Linked DNA regions of Homo sapiens: region 2 is linked to region 1. Evidence: chromatin loops called from intact Hi-C (ENCODE). Cell type or tissue: pancreas. All regions are shown on one strand.

Region 1 (4,000 bases):
ACCGAAAATCATGTACCCCTGCATCCTGTGTGGGTCCCAGCCTGGGATACTGGTACTGCTCTTTCATAACCTCACTTTTCACCCAGAAGTGGAGTTCTGCCCTCTGTGAAAATGAATATCAGCAGGCTTTCATACTCCTTAAAATCACCTTATAAATGCTTGACTGTGAATCCTAAAAGCCTCTCTTGTCTAAGGTCAATAACCTCTGCCCCCTGCATCTTACACATCCTAGAGTAACCTCATAGTTACACCATGGCCCTTTCCCTGTAAGTGCAAGATTTTGATGGTGATTGTGATAGTTAATTCTAATGAAGGGGTTTTTGTTCCGGAAGTGCTTGAACCTTTTAAGACTTTTGGCCTGTACCTATCCCCAAGAAGCTTATAGTAGTTTCAGATTTCATAATAAATTAAAATATAATTGATCCTCAGGTACCTCGAGGTGTGTGATACAGGAAGATTGCAGGCCCAGCAGGGTGCACCACTGGGAAGGTGCTGCTCCAAGCTCAGGCGGGCCCTGCATGGTCCTGTGTGCTGGCTTTGTTCAAAGGCCCAACTGGAGCAAACCTGCCTCAGAGATGATTTACTGTGGGCTTCCAGGGCTTCAAGGGAAGCCATGGGAAAGTCAACCATTTTTCTCAAGAATGCATCAGTTTGGGGCTTGATAACTGGCTATTTCATGTCTCAGTTGACTCCATTCTTTAACAAAGGACACTTGCCGAGTTAATGCACAATGCTGGAGAGAAACAGTTCGTTTTCAGGGGAGTCTCAGCTGCTTCTGGAGCACTGCAGACCAGTTGGTTGATGGAATAAACATATCTAGCTAGCTGGTCAGCCAGTAGCACAAATCAACATGAGAGAAACTATAGAGCCAACAATTGGACTTTCACTCCTGATTTCATTTTTCATGTCTTTATTCAGATGTGATTGGCATACAGTAAACACATATTCAAAGTGTATGTGATAGGTTTGTCATATGATACACCCATGACACCAGCACCCCAGTCAAGACAGTAAACATATTCATCACTCCCCAGGTTTCCCTGAGCCTTTCGGTCCCCCTACCCACCACCCTCTGCCCATCGAAGGTTCCCTATGGGTGCCTTTGCACTTTCTGGATTTTATGTGTATAGGTTCATCAAGTATCTGCGTTTTGTCTGCCTTTCAGTTAGCATAACGTTGAGTAGTGTTCCATCGTACGGATCTATCACAATGTGTTTATCCATTCACCTGTTGATGAGCATTTGGGTGGTTTCCAGTTTTGGGCTATTACAAATAAGGCTGCAATCAGAGTTTATGTAAAAAGAAATTCAGAGATGAATACCTCTGCCCAAGACTGAAAACTCAATGACAAATGGATTTCAAGTGGGATCCACATGAGAGACCCCCAGAATGACCGCATGAGGAGCTCTCTCAACCCACTCCCCAGCAAAACTTTTGAAAATGGTTAAAACACAGTCATTTAGAGTCTCTGCTGTATGGTCCTAAGAAGAAACATATATTCAAGAAAAGCTACTGTAATTTGACAAGAACAGCAAATGTCCCTGGTATATGAGCTAAAACCTGCTGTCTCCCCACTGCTTCCAGCTCAGCAATGCAGATGCACACCAGAAGCTGCAGCCAAGTGCATGGGCTCTGCTCCCCACAGCTCCTAGTCGAAGGGCCTTCTTCCTGGAAGGGGCAGGGCCTTACTTTTCTCATCTTGTCTGCAGTTGCCTGTTGCTGAGACTAAATCCCAGGTGAGTGTGGCCCCACGCTGGAGATGCTCTTGTTCTGCCCATTTCCTGTTTGTGGAGTGGATGCTTAGCCTGCAGCCTTGGGAATGGTGATCCTAAGACTACAGGAGCCAAGATCCCCTTGGTCTGGTTCATAGGCATTGGTTCCATGCTGGGAGAGTCACGCCGAGAAGACCTGTGTGTCCCTCCAACACACACACACAGTGGAGCACAGAGCCTGGGGTGTCACTCAGAGAGAAGATCGCCATTGTTCCCACTCCGAGCTCCAGGGCTCTGAGATTTTGCCCAGAGGAAGAAGCAGACCCTCGTAACAGCTCCCATTCTCTTCCCAAAGGGATGGTTTAATTTGCAACAGAATTTAGAAAAGTGCAAGCCTCACTGGACATGAAAATAAAAGACATCGAAATTGGGAAGGAAGAAGCAAACTATTTCTATTCACAGATGATATGATCTTGCATATAGAAAATCTTAAGGAATGCACTAAAAAGCTGTAGAACTAATCCACAAGTTCAACAAGGTTGCAGAATACAAGATCAATACACAAAAATCAATTGTGTTTTTATATACTTGCAATGAGCAATCTGAAGAGGAAACTAAGAAAACAATTCCATACTCAAAAGTATCAAAAGAATAGGTACTTAGGAATAAACAAAGGAAGTACAAAATTTATACTCCAAAAACTACAAACCGTCATCCACAAAAATTGAAGATCTAAATAAATGGAAAAATATCCCACGTGTATGGATTCAGAAGTCTTGCTATATTAAGATGGCAATATACAAACTATTGCAGAATTTTGCTCCTTAGTTCAGCTGAAACTGGGTACTTGTCACATGACCAGGAAAATCTAGGCACACGAACACATTGAAGGGTGAGTAGAGCAGGATTTTCTTGGGTGACAAGGGAAAAAAAGAAAAGAAAAAGAAAACTCAGCAAAGTGAGATGGAGTCCTGCTAACAGGCTCCCACCTCACAAATGGAATCCCAGGCCACCACACAGGAACTGAAGAGGCCAGGCTCCTCCCCTGCCCGTGGCTTCACCCGTTTCCCCAGTGCGCATGTGGGCATGTGCAGACAAGGCCCTGGGCAGGTTCCCTCATCTGCACAAAAGCATCTGGTGTAAACACTTGTCAGATGGGGCAGAGATTCTGGGCATTTGGCTGTCTCAAACCCAATCTACAAATTCAATACAATCCCAATTAGAACTCCAGCCAACTTCTCTGTAGAAATTGACCCACTGGTTCTAAAATTTGATGGATTGTTTTAGTCAAAACAATCCTGAAAAAGAAGATCAAAGTAGTAGGACTCATGTGTCCTTATTGTTGCTGGGGAGCAATGGCTATCTCAGCCAGTGGCATGGGGGTAATGAATTTACCAAGACAGTTGTAGGTAAAGAAAGGCAGATTTATGAGAGAAAGTAGGAAAATACATTTCGAGGAGGCAGCGGGCAGCCCACAGGAGAGAGGCTGACTATGAGGAGACCAAGGCTTGCTGGGGATTTTATAGGGTGGCATTTATGCTGAAGAGGGCTTTGTGCAGTACCAATAACACCAAAGCTACAGTGAGCTAACTTGCAGGTGTCTGGTAATAGCTCGGCACAGGAAAATTGTGAGCTGTTTGCGCAGGAGGGCTGCGTGTTCTGGACCATGAAGAAAGGCAGACTTGTCGCTTACCTGCTTTATCTCTTTGCTTTCCCTTGGTCCCACCAGCTTGACTCCTCTTTCCTAATTAGGACTCCACACCTATTTCAAACTTACTAAGAAAGCTATAGTAATCAAGATAGTATTACACTGGCATTAAGATAGACATATAAATCAATGGGAGTCCATGTGTCTATAATCAATGTATTTTCAACAAAGGGGCCAAGACCATTCAGTGAGGAAAGAATAGTCTTTCCACAAATGCTGAGACAACTCTATCGCCACATGCAAAAGAATGAAGTTGGACTCTCACCTCACACCATATAGAAGAATTAATCAAAAACGGATCAAAGGCCTAAATGTAAGAACTAAAACCATAAAACTCTTAGAAGAAAACAGTGGGAAATCATCGTGACTTCAGATTTGGCAATGGAGTCTAAGATATGGCACCAAAAGCAGGAATGACAAACAAGAAGATACATAAACTGGACTTAATGAAAATTAACAACTTTTGTGCATCAAAGGACACTATCAAGAAAGTAAAAAAAACCCACAGAATGGGAGAAAATATTTGCAAATCAGATACGATTAGGGACTTGCATCTAGAATACATGAAGACCTCTCACAG
Region 2 (4,000 bases), 150 kb before region 1:
TCCTTCTGGCACCTGCCAGTGCACCTCTCACTCCTGGACCTGAACTTGCAACTGAGCACAGCTGTGGCTGCCCCAAGGGAAACTTGCTGGCAGGTGGGGTTTCCTCAGGGCGTGGGCGGCTGCTAGAAACGAGAACCAGGAGAACCACGCAGCCAGGAAGCCAGTGGCCACCGCGCACTTCCACCCAGAAACGCATTCCCCAGAACCTGGTGTTTCATGCCCGGTAACAACATAATTACCATCATAAAGATAAATCGTTACCGGAGATCCAGACAGCCACCCATTTTCATAGCTGCGAAAGCCACAGTGAAACATCTAAGTCCAGTCACCATAATCGTAAAGCCACCAAGAACTACTAGCAGACGACGTCAACAGAATGATTAATAAACATCTTATTTGGTTATTTTCAGAGCATATAACTCCAGAACTAACTTGATCAGCTTCTCTTACTAAAATGTGCAAAAATTTTTTAAATTTCTTTTTCCTTAGGGTTGTCGCTCAAAAAATGTCTCATACACCTTCGAGAACGAATCAAGTCCCTGTGGATTCTCGAGTATAAACGGAGCTGGTGACGAGGCCTGACACACGGTCACACCTCAATTCGCGCGTGGCGCCCGGCACAGGCTGAGCCCCGCCAGATACACCATTAGCCTCCGCTGAATAATCTGGATTCCATGCCTCCCTTTCTTCTGAGAACACCCTTGGAGGCCCCTGGCAGGGGCTGAGAACACAGGAGCGAGACACAGGCCTGCCCTGCAGGACCATGGGCTCCAGGAAGCTCTGTCCAGTGGACACAGCACAACAGGCAAGAGAACCACAACCAACGAGTGGGGCAGGGGAGGCAGGTCACGGAGGGCAGCCCACCCATGCCGCGGGGTCGGAGGCCATCTCCTGCAGCAGGCCCCAGTCCCAGAGGTGGGCATGGCAGGACATGGGGATGGAGAAGGAGGTGCCTCAGGAGTGGGGTGCACAGCGGCTGAGCCCGGAGGCAGGAGGGAGAACTGCCAGCCACTAGCCCTGGAGCCGATGCCCTGGTCAGAGGGAGAGAGGAAGAGGGAACCCTTCCGCAGCACCCAGCTTGAACGCGACATAAAGCTATGGGCCTGAACCTGAGGGCCTCCCAGGCAGACACTGAGCAAGGGGGTGCAGGGGTCACGCTGGACCCTCAAGACCATCTCACCGACAAGGCTCCATGAAGCCCAGCACAGCAAGACCCTGAAGGGGGGTCAGGTGCCCGCTGCACTCAGACACCTTCTGCAGCCGCATTTCAGGGCCAGGGTGTCCGCTGCGGAAGCACCCAGCACAGTGTTCCCGCTCAAAATGAAGTCAAATGTCAATTATCTGAGATCCATGTGACCCATTCCATGTATTTTCTAAACAAACTCTGGAGACTTCTATGAAAAACACAGCAGTTTCTAAGAATAATCACTTGGGTACAGTGAACAACAGTCCCAAAAATGTCCGGGTCCCGACCCCTGCAATGGTGAGGGGGCACTGGCCTTATCAATGCCAGGTGAGGCCCTGCCCGGCCCCGAGGGCCTCTCACCCAGCCAAGCCCCTCTCAATGCCAGGCAGAGAGCAAGACTGGTCAGGATAGGCATCTCATCTCTGTCAGGGGACTTGCTGTGGAGGCCCGGGACATGGCAGAGTGCAGACAGCCTACGCGTTACCTACTAGCCCGTTTCTCTCATGCCCCCTCTCTCTCTCAACGTCGTGCTGACACACACTAGCTGCCGGCCGCCCAGTGGGGACAGGCTGGGTTTTAGGACACTCAAGCTCTGAGGTGGACCTTTGGCCGTGCCTCTCACTTCTGTGTGCCAAGCACTGGGAATGGATCAGATCACAGATCCTGGTCCATGGCTCACAAACAGAGGAACAGGGACGATGAAGAAAGCCCACAGCTGAGGGACACAGGTGAGCGCTGGGGAAAGGGGGCAGCCGGCGTGGGGTGGAGCGGCCGTGACACGGTGTGAGGAGCCAGTGTGAGCAGCGAGCGTCAGATGGACCGGGACCCCGCCCACGCACAGCACCCTCGTGGCCTCGCTGGCCTCCTGCACCCCCGGGCCCTCAGGCTGCCTGGGGCCAAGCTGGGGGTCCCCCTGGGGGACTCCTCCTCTCGCCCTGTCCCACTCAGCATCCCGGCAGCCATGAAGACGAGGAGCCTGCACCACCTGGGGTCTGGGTTCAGGCTGTGGCAGCCAGTACACACTGGCTCCCCGGCCGCCCGTCCTGGGCGTGAGCTCAGGCGCCACAGGACCCCTCCTCCCTTCCTGGCTCTCCCAGCGTCACGGCGGGAATTAGCCTGATCCCTCAGCCTCCCACGCCTGCTGCGTGAGGTCTGCTCCTGACGGGGTCCTCTGGCTGCATTTAGGAACAAGGAGCTCCCCGAGTAACCTGAAGTCCACTCTGCCCAGAGGCCCCACAACTTACAGGATGCCGCCTTCCTGTGATACCAGGCAGGGCTGCCCATGAGCTTTCTCCAAGAGCAGCCCCACCCCTGCTCCAAACACACCATCTCCTGGAAGTAACAGTATTGCCCCAAAAACCAGGGGGAAACTGAGGCAACATGCCCCCACCCCCACCCGCCCTTCCTGTGCCCACACTGTGGGGACTAAAGTTGGGACAGGGACAGCCAAGACGTGGTGAGGAGGGAGGCCCCACATCCATGCAAAGGTCCCCCCACAGATGCCCCGGGGAACAGCCCTGGGAAGTTGTCTGAAGAGGGCCAGAGATGCTGTGCTCTTGCCTTGAGGGGCCATGGAAGCCTCGACTGGCAGTGCTCACTGACCTGAGCCTGGTGTGATGCTCTAGCAGGGACCACAGATGCCAGGCCAGATCCCAAGAGCAGATCAGGAGGAACACCCAGGGCTGCTGTGACCTCAAGCCCTGCAGCGACCCCTCAGCACCATCCAGCCAGGCTCTGGACTGAAATGCTAATACTCGCCTGGTACAGAACAGGCAGAAAAGGGGAAGTAAATGCTCATTCATCACCTACCTATGATGGAATCCCTCCGGAAAACGTCTCTATCGAAAATGTAGAAGGACAGGTGACGAAAGCTCCGAGGAATTTCACAGTAAAAGTCTTCTCCGTAAAACGGGCTAGTGAGACAAAGAAAAGCGCCAGTTAGAACACAGGCCACGCTTGCGCCTCACCCCCGGGGCACACACGTGTGGTCTTAGTTTTAAACATGCCATAAGAATGCCCTGCACTGTGTGGCACGCATGAGACATGAACCTGCAGCTCCCTGTGGGGTGAAGGGCCTCGTAGCTGCTCCCCGGCCTCCACCTCGAGCCTTTGCACTGCACAGATGAACTTCTGTACTGGGCTGCCTGGCGGCCCGGAAGCTGAGACCTCCACAGAGACCACGGCCACTGCCAGAATGACTTCCATGCTACGTGCTCAGGTCTAGGTGCAGCCTCAGGGCCATCGTGATGTTTCGAAGGTACCTGGTTTGGGGCAGGCAGTGGCTCCCTTTATGCATTAAACATAAAACACAGCACTCCAGTGCCTTGGACCGCTCCTTTTATCCAGAGATCCAGTACAAAGTCCTGACTGCCCAGCCGCCCTCACTCCTCGGGGAGAGACCCCCGCTGCTGACTGTACTTAGAGTCCTCGCTCCTGGGGGAGAGGCCCCCGCTGCTGACTGTGCTTAGAGTCCTCGCTCCTGGGGGAGAGATCCCCGCTGCTGACTGTGCTTAGAGTCCTGGCTCCTGGGGGAGAGACCCCCGCTGCTGACTGTACTTAGAGTCCTCGCTCCTGGGGGAGAAATCCCCACTGCTGACTGTGCGTAGAGTCCTCGCTCCTGGGGGAGAGACCCCCGCTGCTGACTGTGCTTAGAGTCCTGGCTCCTGGGGGAGAGACCCCCGCTGCTGACTGTACTTAGAGTCCTCGCTCCTGGGGGAGAAATCGCCACTGCTGACTGTGCGTAGAGTCCTCGCTCCTGGGGGAGAGACCCCCGCTGCTGACTGTGCTTAGAGTCCTGGCTCCTGGGGAAGAGAC

The links. A loop is a pair of places that touch in the nucleus more often than their neighbours do. Peaks named below come from ENCODE experiments on the same cell type or tissue, not always from the same donor. Only the 100,000 strongest peaks of a DNase experiment are listed, where the experiment ranks them.
Region 2: it touches region 1 in a loop (3-fold over the local background); 1 of 110 quality-filtered maps calls a loop at or near these places.

What each region holds. Positions count from the first base shown.
Region 1 is chr13:114,200,970-114,204,969 of GRCh38, forward strand. All of the region lies in intron 3 of CFAP97D2 (CFAP97 domain containing 2), which reads left to right. Among named protein-coding and RNA genes, the nearest start is that of CFAP97D2, 24 kb to the left of the region's middle. In pancreas, no CTCF peak of the experiment used is centred here; no DNase peak of the experiment used is centred here.
Region 2 is chr13:114,049,057-114,053,056 of GRCh38, forward strand. RASA3 (RAS p21 protein activator 3) reads right to left here. Exons shown (of 24, transcript NM_007368.4): 3 at 2,996-3,099. Among named protein-coding and RNA genes, the nearest start is that of RASA3-IT1, 59 kb to the right of the region's middle. In pancreas, no CTCF peak of the experiment used is centred here; a DNase peak (open chromatin) is centred at 2,275.